Linked DNA regions of Homo sapiens: region 1 is linked to region 2. Evidence: chromatin loops called from intact Hi-C (ENCODE). Cell type or tissue: MCF 10A. All regions are shown on one strand. Each heading gives the region's core, and the rest is flanking DNA. Links, peaks and the distances in the headings are about the cores only.

Region 1 (7,124 bases), core at 2,166-4,665, 350 kb before region 2:
AAGGAAATACGTGGGAATTTTCTTCCCACCCTCATGAGGCTCCTCTCTGACCTACAAGTGGGGGATCTTGAGCTTAAATAGCATTTATTGAATTTTGAACTCCATTGGGCAAAGAAATTACTCGTTAATATATAAAGGACTGTATTTCCCATAATGCAAATGCTAGTGAAAAATAGATTCAGCCTACTTCATGGAGAGATGCTTGCCTTTAAAGTACTAACATAAATATGTCCTTAGGGAGAGAGGGAATGGCAAATTAGATAGAAGTTTGTGATATGATACGGCAGCAGAGAAAGCTTATGCTCAGCTCCACGCCTGCAGACATGTGGAGATGAAGGAGGAGATTTGCAGAGTAGCAGAAGCAACTGGAGTGGGACAGGGTGTCTTGATTTCGGGAAAGCTGGGACACCTTGGTTTCTGGAGATTTCCAAGGGTGGGAACTTGCCACTGATGCGCTAGTGAAGGAGATAGCACAGAGTGGGGAAAGGGCATGGGATGGAGTGTAGATGTGGATGTGAATCCCTGTTCCACCTCCAGGTGATTACCTTCTTTAAGATTTAATTTCCTCAATCATATATGGATGGAAACAACAATACTTGCCCTGTGGAGTGCCTGTGCAACTTAATTGAGGTGACGCATTGAAGGCATCTGGCATAATAATCACACCAGTTCATTTTCTCTACCTTTAGACACTTCTTTAACAAAATATGTTCACTTAATCAACATGTATTGAGCACTTATTACATGCAATATGGCTCCTGATCCCAAGGAGCGTAGAATGTTGTGGTAAGCTCAACAACAGTGACATGGCCAGGAGACTATGAACACAGAGTAGGTGGAATTAATCCAATCTGAGGAAATGGGGAAGAATCCGATAAAATTACCAGACCAAGGGGATACCTATGTTTAGTGTTCAGTATGACCCGGAGCATCCCATGGAAGAGGCATTCTAGGTAGGAGGGTCTGCACCATCAAAGACGTGATGGTGAGCATCAGCATGGTGTGTTTAAAGACCCGCAGGTGCTTCAGTGTGGCTGGAGCCTGAGGTGGAGGCCAGTAGCAGGAGGAGGTGGGGCCAGCCTGGTAGTCAGGATGGGGACTTTTCTTTCAGTAGTAAAAGAGAATTTCTGAAGGGCTCTCATAAGGTGAGCACAAAGCTGGCGGCCTTGGGGAGGCTGGTACAGTAGTCCAGGTGACAGTCACTGAAGGCAGAAGTAGCATCTTGGTGGCAGGGGAGGGGAGGGCAGACTTGAGAGATATTTAGGAAGTAAAATGAGCAGAAAATAGGCCTGAGGGAGGAGTCAAAATGACCTTCAGTTTGGAGATTGCCACCTAACCAAGATAGAGAATTCAGGAAAAGGAGCATTTGGTGAGGAAGACATTGAGCTCAGTTTGAGGCTTATTGAGTCTGACGGACCTACGAGGCTGCTGGTTGGAGATGATCAGAGAGTGTGGGGCCATATAGGACTGGATGGAAGAGATGCACCTTGTTCTCTGGATCCCAATAACAAGAAGACCCAGCCTCTGCCTTGAAGAAGTTCAGTGTCCTGCTAGGAGGCAGACATTCAAATGGGAAATTATAACACAGGCTAAGAGAGACCCAATTGCTGTAAGAATGCACCCACTGCCCTCACATCCACTGTTTTCTCAGATAGCAGTATGCTCAGTACAACTATCACTAGTAGCAAATGGGTAATTAATGGTGTGTAGTTGGGTCAGAGAAGGTTCAGAGAACAAGAGAGTTTTGAACTGGACCCTAAAGAATAAACAGAAATTTATCAAGCAGGGGACTGAGGTTGGCATGTGGGTTAGCACTTCCCAACTGTTGGGAAGAGACACATAAAAATGTGGAGGAGCTATAGGGAGGGTTTTGTGGCCTCTTGTTGGGGCTGCTTGGTAACTAGAGGGACGGGGAGGAGGAGATGAGAGAGTAAAGGGATGAGAGATTGAGAGGGCTTGGAAGGCAGGCTAAGGTGCTCTGACATGATTCTATGGGAAGTGAGATCTCTCTACTGGTCTTAAATATGGGAGACCTGGGTTTTAGACTTGGGTTTTGGGCCAATTTCTTTGACATCAATATGGCTCATAGATTGGAGTGAAGCACTATTGAGGCTGAAAGGACAGAGACGGGCCTGGAGACTACTGCAATGGTCCAAGCAGGAGAGAGTGAGGGCATCAGCTGCTGTGGGGTAAGTGAGCAGCAGGATGGAAAGGGTGAATGCAAAAGACCCTTTAGAGGGAAAACATGTAATGATGATCACTTGATGGGGGCCAGGGAAGAGTCAGGATGACAGGGAGATTTCTAACTGGCATGGTTGGTATAATCCACTGTGAAAAGAAACTGTGAGGAGTAAAGTGTGGAGAGATGGGGGTACACAGAAGGAGTTCAGTATTGGACGGGTTGCATTTGAGGAGTCTACAGAGAACTCGAATAAGCAGCTGATATGTGGATCTGGAGCTCAGAAGAGAGATTCAGACTTACAAGCTGCCAGTGTAAAGGTGACAGTTGGGCCTTGGAATGGATTAGATCATTGAAAGAAAATGTATAAAGTGAAAAGAAAAGAAGGCAGGAAATGACATAGGGGGATCATCAGCATGCAAAGGGCCGCAGGGGAAGACAAAATGCAAAAAGGGCAGAGTGAGGATGATGAGGGAGAGGTCGAAAGAGAATCCACCCAAAGGCATGCCACTAATGTCAGGAGCAGAAGTGTGCCTCCTCCAGACTCCCATGGTATTTCCAGCCCTCCCTTTATGTTATTTTAAATTTTTAATTGTTTAATTTTTAACAATTTTTGTGGGTACATAGTAGGTGTATATATTTATGGGGCACATGAAATATTTTGACACAGGCATGCAATGTGAAATAAGTTAATCATGGAGAATGGGGTATCTATCCCTTCAAACATTCTCTGAGTTGCAAAAAACCCAAGTACATTCTTTAAGTTATTTAAAAATACACAATTAAGTTGTTATTGTCTATAGTCATCCTATTGTGCTATCAAATAGTAGGGCTTATTCATTCCAGCCCTCCCTTGAACAGGATGCATCTCCATGCCTTGTGATTGTTTATTCACTTGTTTCTCTATTAGCTTGTGGACTCCTGACATTCAGTGGCCATGTTCTGCACCACTATTGGCTGAAATTTGGCACAGGGTTGGGCATGAGGTGGGAACTCGATGACCACTGGCCAATGAAGAGGTTAATGCCACCAAATGTAGCAGAGAGTCAGGTAAAATGAAGAGGCAGAGGCAATTGGATGCACTAGAAATTTTAGCTGTTTCTGCAGGGCGGAATGAAGAAGTCAGTTTGTGTTGCTGGGAACAGGAGGCTCACTGCTTTTGTTTGACACATCTGAGTTAGTCAGCGAAGAGAGAAGGGCAATAAATACACCGCAATTAGTAAAACAGAAGAACTGTCTTATGAGTCACAAGACTGAAGTTAACACGCCGGGCTGAGTAATGAACTCATTTATGTCCTTCCCTGCCCATCTCTGTGCTTGTTGCATCACAGCTTGTAAAAATCTTTATTTGGGATCCTTGACAGAGCCAGTGATCACGTCAGTCTGTACTTGTTACAAGATAAGTACAGTCACGCGTTGTTTAACCTGGAGGATTAGTGCTAAGAAATGTGTCGTTAGTCGACTGTGTGAACATCATAGAATGCACTTACACAAACCTAGGTGGTAGAGCCTATTACACACCTAGGTATATGGTGTATGTAGCCTATTGCTCCTACCCTGTAAACCTGCGGAGCATGTTACTGTACTGAGGACTGTAGGCAATTGTAACATGATGGTAAATATTTGTGTCTCTAAACATAGAAGAGGTACACTAAAAATACAGCATAAAGGATTTAAAAAATGGTACATCTATACAGGGCACTTACTATGAATGGAGCCTGCATGAGTGTAAGCTGCTCTGGGTGAGTCACTGTGTGAGTGGTGAGTGAATGTGGAGGCCCAGGACATCACCATACACTGCTGCAGGCTTTATCAACACTGAATACTTAGGCCATACTAATTTTATTAAATTTTTTTTCTTCAATTATAAATTAATCTTAGTTTACTGTAACATTTTTACGTTATACACTTAAATTTTTAAAACGTTTTGACTCTTTTGCAATAACGTAACTTAAAACACAGACACATGATACACCTGTACAAAAATATTTTCTTTTTTAGATCCCCATTTCTTAAGCTTTTTTCTATTTCTAATTTTTTTTTTTACTTTTTGAACTTTTTTTGTTAAAAACCAAAGCACACTAGCTGGGCATGGTGGCACATGCCTGCAGTACTAGCTACTCAGGAGGCTGAGGCAGGAGGATCACTTGAGCACAGGAGTTCCAGGCTGCAGTGAGCTGTGATCCTGCCACTGCAATCCAGCCTGGATGATGGAGCAAGACCCTGTCTCTACAAAACAAGCAAACAAAGGCATGAACACACAGATTAGCCTATGTCTATACAGGGTCAGGATCATCAATATCACTGTCTTCCACCTGGACGTCTTGTCTCGCTGGAAGGTCTTCAGGAGCAATAACATGTGTGGAGTTGTCAACCCCTGTGATAACAATGCCTTCTAGAATCCTCCTGAAGGACCGGCCTGAGGCTGTTCTACATTAACTTTAAAAAAAATAAGCAGAAGGAGTACACTCTAAAATGACTATAAAAAGTGTAGCATAGTAAATATATAAAATAGTAACATAGCTATTTATTTCATTATCAGTTACATATTGTACATAATTGCATGTGTTAGACTTTTTTATGACTTGCAGTGTGGTAGGTTTGTTTACACCAGCATCACTACAAACACGTGAGTAATGCATTGGGCTACAACATCATGACAGCTACTACGTCACTAGAGGATAGGAATTTTTCAGTTCTCTTATAATCGTATGGGACCACTGTCATATATGCAGCCCATTGTTGACCAAATCGTGGTTACACAGCACATGACTAATTTGTGCTGTATGAATATTTACAAAGATTGGAGGAGCTGTTAAGTCAGGAAGGGATGACATCTCGGAGGAAGGAGGGTATGTAGTCATCTGGGTTCCATTTGGGTCCTTGATTCTCTAATCTGTAACATCTACTATCCCTGGCTGGGCTTGTGATGAATCAGGCCTCACACCTGCCCTTCCAGACCAGCAGTGAGCCACTGTCTGTCTCATAGCCCATCTTTGTGCCTGATAAGCAGGGGTATCTAGCTTTGGGAGATGACACTGAGTTAGAAGTTAAGATGGGGTCTAAGAATAGAAGGCTTTGGAGCAGAGGTATTGAATGTAGTAGTGATGAAAGAGGTGGCTGCTTTAAAATAAGAGGTGGTCCAGGAAGAAATGGCTCTGGCAGGATTAGCCCTTAGCATTTAAGCCCCACTTGCTCCTTTTGAATTGTTATATTTCAGCAGACAAAGATCCTAGTGAGGATTGTCTAACTGATGTCTGAAGACAAGCTGAGACTCCATCTTAGGCAGTAGCAAACCCCAGGCACAAGATCTCTTCATACAGCTTCTTTCCCCAGCTGCCAAATGCATTTTCCTCTTGTTTTCATTAAGCTTCTGGTTTCTGTTCCTGTCAATATCATCACATCAAATGCATGCACACACATGCTCATCACCAGCAGCCCCCCAGAGATGCTCTCGGACATCATCTTGAATTTTAAAAACCAGTATTGCCCCCTTGATGAAGAAACACCAGGGGAGAGATGTTGTTTAGGACATGCTTCAGGCTGAATTGTTGTTCCTAAGAAATGGAGCAACTCAGGTCCTCTCTTAGGGAATGGAAGCTCTAGGATGGGAAAAATGACCCAATGCACTGGCAGTGACTTCTCAGCCATGTAGGAAAGCCGGTGAAGTGGGCAGAGAAGATGGCCAAGGCCCAAATGTCTACAGAGCCTTGGACATGGGATTTGGGTGGCTCCTGCCCCTTGTCTGATTCTGCCCGCTAGACCCTACTGGGTAGCCATAGTGATGCTGGAGGGATAAGGCTGAAGCACTTTGTCTTTGATTCTTGCTTCCCTTTTATGTGGGAGCAGCTAACAGAGTGTGAAAGTGCACTCTTTAATGTACAATCTACCCGGAAAGATCAATGGCAGCTTAACATGCATTTCTGTCTAATATTCACTTTGTCAGGTCTTTGTAATAAAAAATGCTGGTTTTAATGAAGTGCATTAAAATGAGGAGATTCATGGCCGCCTGTATGCTTTTATCACCATTGCCTCCCCTTGAGCTGTCAGTGCACAAGCCGTTCTGTGGAAGCAAGGCAGAGGGGTATCATTTTAGGAATCATACACACACACAAATTCTCCATTTTTGCAAAGATCCATGTTACTGGCGGATATATTTCGATTTAATACATGTTATTTCTATAATATGAGATCTTCCCAGAGATGTGTCTTTGGGAGGAAGTTGCATTTAGGAGCCAGGTAAGTGGACACAATGGGGAGAAGACACCAGTTATGGGCTAAATTGTGTCCTACCAAATTCCTAGGTTGAAGTCCTAACTCTCAGAACCTCAGAATTTGACCATATTTACAGATAAGGCCTTTAAAGAGATGACTAAGTTCAAATGAGGCCATTAGGGTGGGCCCTAATCCAATGACTTGTGTTCTTCTAAGAGGAGATCAGGGCATCCAGAGGCACCAGGGGTGCATGTGCACAGTGAGCCAGCCATGTGAAGAGACCACAAACCAAGCAGAGAGGCCTCAGAGAGGGCTAACCCTGCCGGCCCCTGATGTTGGACTTCCAACCTCCAGAACAGGGAGAAAAGACATTTCTGTTGTTTAAGCCACCTAAGCTGTGGCAATTTGTTATGGCAGCCTGAGCAAACTAGCACAAGATCTCAAGCTTGAGATTGGAGCAGTGGGCTCTGAGCTCATTCTTAGGGAGAAGAAAGTGATCCAAGGGCATGAGAGGGCATCCGTAGCCATGTGTGCCCTGGAGTGAGGTCAATGGGGACATCTGGAAACTTCTTGAAAATAGAGTGCTTTTAATGTTGCCGCTGGTAAGAGGGAACATGCTGCATGAGGAGGCTGTGCTTATAACTATGGGTAAAATGTTTGCATAGGTAGGAAGGTGCTCAGTTTGTATTTGTTGAATGTTACCAAATGAATTGAAAGACAGCATAGCCTA
Region 2 (7,124 bases), core at 2,027-4,526:
AATTAATGTTTACTTGGTTATCCAATTGACCCAGGGTCATTTATTGAAAATATTTATTTTTCTTATCCAAGATTGTCTTGGCTATTCTCAGCCAACCTAATATATTTCTACTTCTCTTCTATGTCCTGAAACTACTTTTGATGATCTCCCCAATTTCCCAAACATCAAATACAAAGGAAATTTTTTCACTTTGACCTTAATTTTTCTCCCACCATTTAACACTCAGCCTTTGGCTCCTTAAAACTTCCCTTCCCTTATCTTCCAGGACACCATGGTTTTTCCTTTTTTTTTTTTTTTTTTTTTCCTGTACTGCTTTTTTTTCAGTTGCTCATTCTCCTCTCCCAGGATCCCTTCTTCAGTCTTTTCACTTCTCATTTCAGGACTCACACTCCTCCTAAGTGATCTTGTTCAAATGCAGGCCTTTAACCACTTCTATTCATGGGTAGCTCCCAAGCATTATTCCCAGCCCAGGTTTCTAATTCTCAAGTGCAGACGAAGATACTCAAACATATCCAAAACTGAATGCATTAATCTCATCAGAAAGAAGTCCAGTAAAATGGCCAGATAAAACATATATGCAAAAATTAAAAAGACTATTAATCAGAACCCCTTTAACTTCCAGTTTCACCACACCTAGAGACTTCTTAATACTCCCCCAACCACACCTCATCCTTCTTAGATCTCCATTAGCTAAAAAGACACCACTGTACTCAACTGCCTCAGCCAGAGACCATGAAATCTTCAAATACCTTGTCCAGGTTCTGATGACTTCACTAAGCTTCTCTCCTAACTATTTCCTCCTCTCAACCCCCACTACTGCTGCCCTATTTCAAGCCTTCACTGTCTCTCACATGGCTTTACTACAGCCTTTTGCCTTATCCCCCTGTATTTGGTCTCACGTGTTCAGTTTCCATACAAGGATCTCCCAACTGGTAACTAACATTTCCTTCTTTTTCCTACACACCAGCAATTGGTTCTCCCAGTTAAGTTACACTAAATCCACATACAAAGTCTCCATAAATCAAAATAGCCACCTGACAAGTAGGTGCCTCATGCCATGAAGTGTAATGGAAGACTTGGATACAAAAGCAAGGGGGCTTGAAGCACTGCTGGCTGCCCAAGAGGTGAGGGCATCACTGCAAGGGCAGAGGATGCAGAGGGGAAAGTTCTTAGGGCTGATATCTGGTCATGCTTGTTATCCTCTACATAGAGAAATAATACTGGCAGACATTCCCCACCAAATCCTTATTTCCTATCTATATCCTGTGGCCCAACTCTGATTCAACAGACCCTTGATATCTAAGAAACCAACATTATCACCTGCACCATTCACCAACAGCCCTAAAGACCCGTCAAGTGAAGATGTGTAATTTTGCAGAGGCACAAATCTCAACTACATATGCTATGGGGCTTCTTATTCTGCGTGAATCATTTAGCAGTTTGAAAGCCAAATGTCTTGGGGTTGGTGAGTCATGCCCTTGGAATAAAACCTGAGGGCTGAAGTTCAGGATTTGCAGCAAATGACTGAAACCAAAGGGGCCCTGGGAAATTGTCATTCTGGGAGCAAAAAGGAGGGAGGAAACTGAGATGGCAGCACTGCTTTTCACAGGGAATTCCAGGGACAGGAAGACCACCAGGGCAAGAGTGTTTGCCCTGGGGTCAAGACCCCCAGGGCTGGTTTTGGGCAGCTGAGTTCCTGGACCTCTAGTGAAGAAAGAGGAAAGTAGGACAAGCTGATCTGGGCCTCAGACAGAGACCCAGAGCTGGGCTAAGGCAAGTCCCATATGCAGTTTACAACAAGGACCTTAGCTGTTCTGAAATGGACCAACCCAAAGAGACAAGCTAACATCTACTCCCCCCATCAGCATGAAGATTCATATTCCTTTTGTTGTCCAAAGAAGAACTTACTTGGAGCACAGCAGGTCAGTCAGAACCATAACTGGAAGAAATCTGTGTGTAAAAGATCAGCAGGAGTGACACAAAATCCTCAGGGTCCTTGCCCAGAAGATTGATCCTTCAAAAAAGTGAGTCTTATTTGGGCAAAAGTGTCAGACTGCTAATATCCGTTTATTTGTCTGGTTTCTGCTCCATCTTGTATCCAAGGGTGTCTGGATAACTCTACCCAGTGAATAATAAGCCCATTTTATTTATTTAGGGGATTCTGTACTTTGTGGGGATACATTATCCTGGATATCAAATTAAATGCCCATTCACATTGAGCTCAAGTCACATGTCACCAAGGGCTGGGTATAGTAGCCAAGGAAGATGACACCTCCAGGGCTGGGTTTTGCAAGGAAATGAGTTTTAATCATCAAGTTCAGTTTCAACACTTGGAAATCATCCATCTTGATGAGGAAATAAAATCAGCTGATCTTTTATTTTGCTCATTTGAAGGCAATGAGACACTTCTTTGCATCAGATAATAGGCTTGTGACCCCAAAGGACACCTATTCTCACTTTACCATCTCAGCAGCTGTAAGCCCTGAGCAGCACACATGAGCATGAAGGAAAAGGGGCTTCCTTAATGGGCACAGTCAAGGATGGATGGTCTGAGCCAATAGCAGGGTCAGAGATACAGGGAACCCCAAACAGCAATTAATTTTAATTTTAATTTTAATTGGCCTAGGCATACACTGGATGACTTCTTGCACAATAAATCCATCCTCCTAATTATTAGCTTAATTAACTTAATTATCAGTTAGTCTAATATTTAAGTTAGTTGGTATTCTCTAAGTTATTCATAGTGCAAAAGGGCCCATGAGCATGCAAGGTCAAGAGGCCTGGGGCTGAGGTCACACTGATGGGTAACTGGGAGTTGACAGGCATTCCCAATGAGAACATCAGGCATGCCACTGACCTGATGTAAACCAGCTAAACAGGGCTCTGGGTCAGCCAGGCCCCTATCCTCTCCAGTTATCTTCGGGAGAGTTTTTCTCAAGGGTGTTGATCATCACTGAATTGAGGGAAGTTGCCCTATGTCACCATGCTGGTGCTCGCCTCCATGCCCTTATTCATCCTGCCTGTGGTACCCTTAGCCTTAAACTTCACTGAACTGTCTCCTACCCAAACTTTATGACTCAGCTCAGTGACGCCTCCTGCTGGCAGCTGTCTCAATGGGCTTGCTAATCAACTGTTCATGTATCAGTAGCACCCAGCACATTTACCTGTGGGGCAATGCACTCTATAAATATTTGATGAAGAAATGAATCAATTATTGTGTGCTTAGCACTTTTTACATTTAAAGTAATAGCCTCTTGTCTTATTTATCACTGTCAGTATGGTGAACCCCTTGAGGATAGGAAACTTATTCATTTTTATGTTCCTGCTCTTAATAATGAATGCCACAGAAAAAGTACTTAATAAATGGGGGCAGAGCCCACCTATCTCCACCCTAGGAGACTGACTTTTTTGCTAAGTAAGATAACTTTTGTGTGAACCTTCTTGGTGTATAAAGTATTTTCATGTGTCTTATCATTGTTTATCCTCACTGGGACTGGGGATGAAGGAGAGTGTATATGGGGGGCAGGGGTGGTGGGGGTGACTGTGAGTTAGATACTTTCATTATTCTCATCGTACAGATGAGGAAACTAAAATTCATGAAGTTACATGGCTTGCACATAATCACAGGCTCATAGGTGAAACAAGAAGTCTATCTGGATTTCCTGACTCTAAATCTACACTCGGTTATTTTCTAATCAACAGCCAAAGTTTGTTCCCATCTCTTAACCACAAGTCCTATCTCCCAGTTATACTCTCCTATCAACCGGCTATGAACTAATGTCCATTTAGAGGTTAACTCATTGCAGCTTAAGGGTTGAGATAAAGCACATACAGGGGAGTTTGACTTTCAAGATGATGATACTGAAAATTGATGTTCAGAAAGGAATGAGCTTCAAGTGCAAGAATTTTAGACACATGGCCAGGTGAGGAGAAGTTGATGAATAGCTATAGGCAGTAACCTGAGAGACCAGGTTAGCCATTTTTATGTATGCTATGTAAAATGACAATATTAGTCATTTATTACTGCATATCAGATACTCCTTAACTTAGCAGCTCCCAAGAACAGTAAACATTTATTATTGCCCACAGTTTCTAAGTGTCAGGACTCTGAAAGTGGCTTAGCTGGATGGTTCTAGCTCAGGGTACCTCCTGAAGTTCCAGTCAAGCTGCCAGCCAGAGCTGCAGGCAGTCACTGGGAGGCTTGAAGGAGATTGAGGATCCATTCCAAGATGGTTTACTCACACGGCTACCAGCTGTTGGTAGGAGTTATAGGTCCTTCCTATTTGGAACTCTCCAGGGACTACTTGAGTGTCCTCAGACCATGGGGGCTGGCTTCACTCAGAGTGATCCAAGAGATAGTAAGTGATGGGGTTCAGGACACACTACCTTCAAGTATGGCACCTTACCATTTGAGAAAATAGCAGAAGCAGGAAGATCTCTTTGACTTTCCCCTTTGACCTTCTCCCCTGAAGCTGGTCATGAAAGAATTATCTGACCTTCCTTTCTGAAGTAGGTCATAAGACCCTTATTCCAGAGATACCCTCCCTACAACCAGAGGAAAGGAACATACTTATCTTCAAAGACACAGAAATGCCAAGAAGAATCTGAACAAACCGGTCTTGCTAAGTTCCTCCCAGTTGATCACTAGTAGATCACCCTTTTGTTCTCCAATCATAATTCTCCACAGTTCTCCATTTCATCAAACTTGGTGTAAAAATGCACAAGTTTACCTGTTTCTTTGGACTTCATTTCTGAAGGCTCCCATGTCACATTAATTTAAAAAAAAAAAAGACAACTTATGTTAAATAAATCAAAAGGTGAGGGTAGAGGGCAATGAAGAAAGATTGATTAAGGGGTACAAATATACACTTAGAAGAAATAAGACCTAATATTCAGTAGATCAGTAGGGTGACTATAGTTAACATTAATCTATTGTATATTTCAAAATAGCTGGAAGAGAATAATTTGAATGTTCTTAGCATATAGAAAAGATGAATATTTAGGTTGATGAATATTCCAATTACCTGATTTAATTACATGAGTGTATCAAATTATCACATGTGCCCCGAAAATATGTATATCCAATATGTATCAATAAGAATAAATAGGCTGGGCGCAGTGGCTCATGCCTGTAATCCTAGCACTTTGGGAGGCCAAGGTGGGTGGATATCTTGAGGCCAGGAATTTCAGACCAGCCTAGCCAACATGGCAAAACTCCATCTCTACAAAAAATTTAAAAAAAAAGATCCAGGCATGGTGGCATGCGCCTGTAAGTCCTAACGACTCGGGAGGCTGAGGCATGAGAATCACTTGAACCCAGGAGGCAATGGTTGCAGTGAGCCGAGATCATACCACTGCACTTCAACCTGAGTAACAAAGTGAGACTCTGTCTCAATAAGTAAATAAATAAATAAAAGTGAATACATAATTTTGTATGCTTTTCTATCATTAATCTGTTTTTTTAATACCGGTGCCTCAGTCATGAGCCTTATGATGGGTGAGAAAAGAGATATTACTTTTTCTCCTCTACACAAAGTCAGAAGCCACAAAGTCTTTTCTGATGTAGCCTTGAAGTCACACTTCCTCATTTTCACAATATCCTTTTGGTCACAAGGTCAGCTGCGTTCACTGTAGGATGCATTCAATATATGGAGAAGTGAATATTACTGGGGACCATCTTAAAAGTGGCCACCATAACACCAACAGGTTGCTCTGAACAAGATCTTTGCTCTGCCCCAAAATTTAATTCACTGATGGTTCCACCATGAAATCACAGTTTTGATTTTTTATGTGTTTTAAACAATTAGACCTTTAGCAAGAGAGTAAATCAAAGATAGCCAAAGACACTAAGTTAGATTTTCTACCCTGATGAAAGTATGAGTGGCCAAGATCACACAGTTGGTTTCTGGAAGAGCTCAGAAGAGACAAGAAGGGCAGGAGAGCCAGCTGGCCTCTACATTCACCAAGGTCTCAGATTAGACTTTTAACTTTATCCCCAAATAAGATCTATCAGACAGTCCCAAAGATATAGGAGCAAAGGAAAGCAATATTCATTGTCCAACCTTAAACCCTGAGCCTTGTGACTATACAACACTGTCTATAGCACAGGATGACTGTGAATTAATATTTTTCCAGATTTTGTGACTATTAAAATGCACTATATTGCATTTTTTCTGGAAAAAGTTTTAACTTATAAAATGTAAACATCAAAAAATTTCGTAATTCTTATGATTCCCATTTTTTAAATTGTTTCTTTTAATATACAAGGGACCTCAAAAAAACTGAAGTGACCGTGATCTGTTAACATCTGAGAGGCTTGTCTCATGACCCCTCAACCCCTCAACTCCTGGAGTTTCATTCTTTTCCTTTGAAAAAACCGGAGGGTTGTGTAAGTGACCTCTAAGGTTGGTCCAGGTCTTGCATCCCTTCAGGCACTAAAGCCATAGTAGTCAGTGCTTATTTTTCAATGCTCTGTGTGCCCTGAATGCTCCTTTAGTAAAGAATAGGAAGAAGGAAAGGGAAGTAAGTGTAAAGGGCAAATTCTGACCACCACACCATGTGGAGTAGTGAACCAAGTAAGAACCTGAAATGGGAGAAAAACATAGAACAATTTTTGCAGGATTTTTTTTTCGTTATCCACAAAGTCACGTTGAGACTGGTTTCTGGTTTGAAATAAAAGGGAGCTCCAAATATTCTGGCAGGAGGTCATCTTTCCTTTATGGCCTTTGCTCAGCCTGGGCCTCTGACTGTCCCAGGAGCTGGGCCCTCACCCCTCCCAACAGATCCGCTCTGGAAGAACAATATTTAGATGCCTTACCTTAGAAACCTGACCACAGAAGGGCTGGCTTTTTTTGTAAGAGATGGGGGTTGTATTAGTCTGTTTTCATGCTACTGATAAAGACATATCTGAGACTGGGCAATTTACAAAAGAAAGAGGTTTATTGGATTTACAGTTCTACATGTCTATGGAGGCCTCACAATCATGGCAGAAGGCAAGGAGGAGCAAAGTCATGTCTTACATGGATGGCAGCAGGCAAAAAAAGGAGCTTGTGTAGGAAAACTCCCCCTTTATAATACCATCAGATCTCATGAGACTTATTTGCTATCATGAGAACAGCACAGGA

The links. Peaks named below come from ENCODE experiments on the same cell type or tissue, not always from the same donor. Only the 100,000 strongest peaks of a DNase experiment are listed, where the experiment ranks them.
Region 1: a loop joins it to region 2, with 2.1 times the contacts of the local background. A loop is called at or near these places in 5 of 110 quality-filtered maps.

Annotation. Positions count from the first base shown.
Region 1 is chr1:175,467,729-175,474,852 of GRCh38, forward strand. The region is part of intron 2 of TNR (tenascin R); the gene reads right to left. Among named protein-coding and RNA genes, the nearest start is that of TNR, 270 kb to the right of the region's middle. In MCF 10A, for the core only: no CTCF peak of the experiment used is centred there; a DNase peak (open chromatin) is centred at 3,473.
Region 2 is chr1:175,821,304-175,828,427 of GRCh38, forward strand. No RefSeq gene overlaps it. Among named protein-coding and RNA genes, the nearest start is that of LINC01657, 52 kb to the right of the region's middle. In MCF 10A, for the core only: a CTCF peak has its summit at 3,115 (motif pointing left); a DNase peak (open chromatin) is centred at 2,308.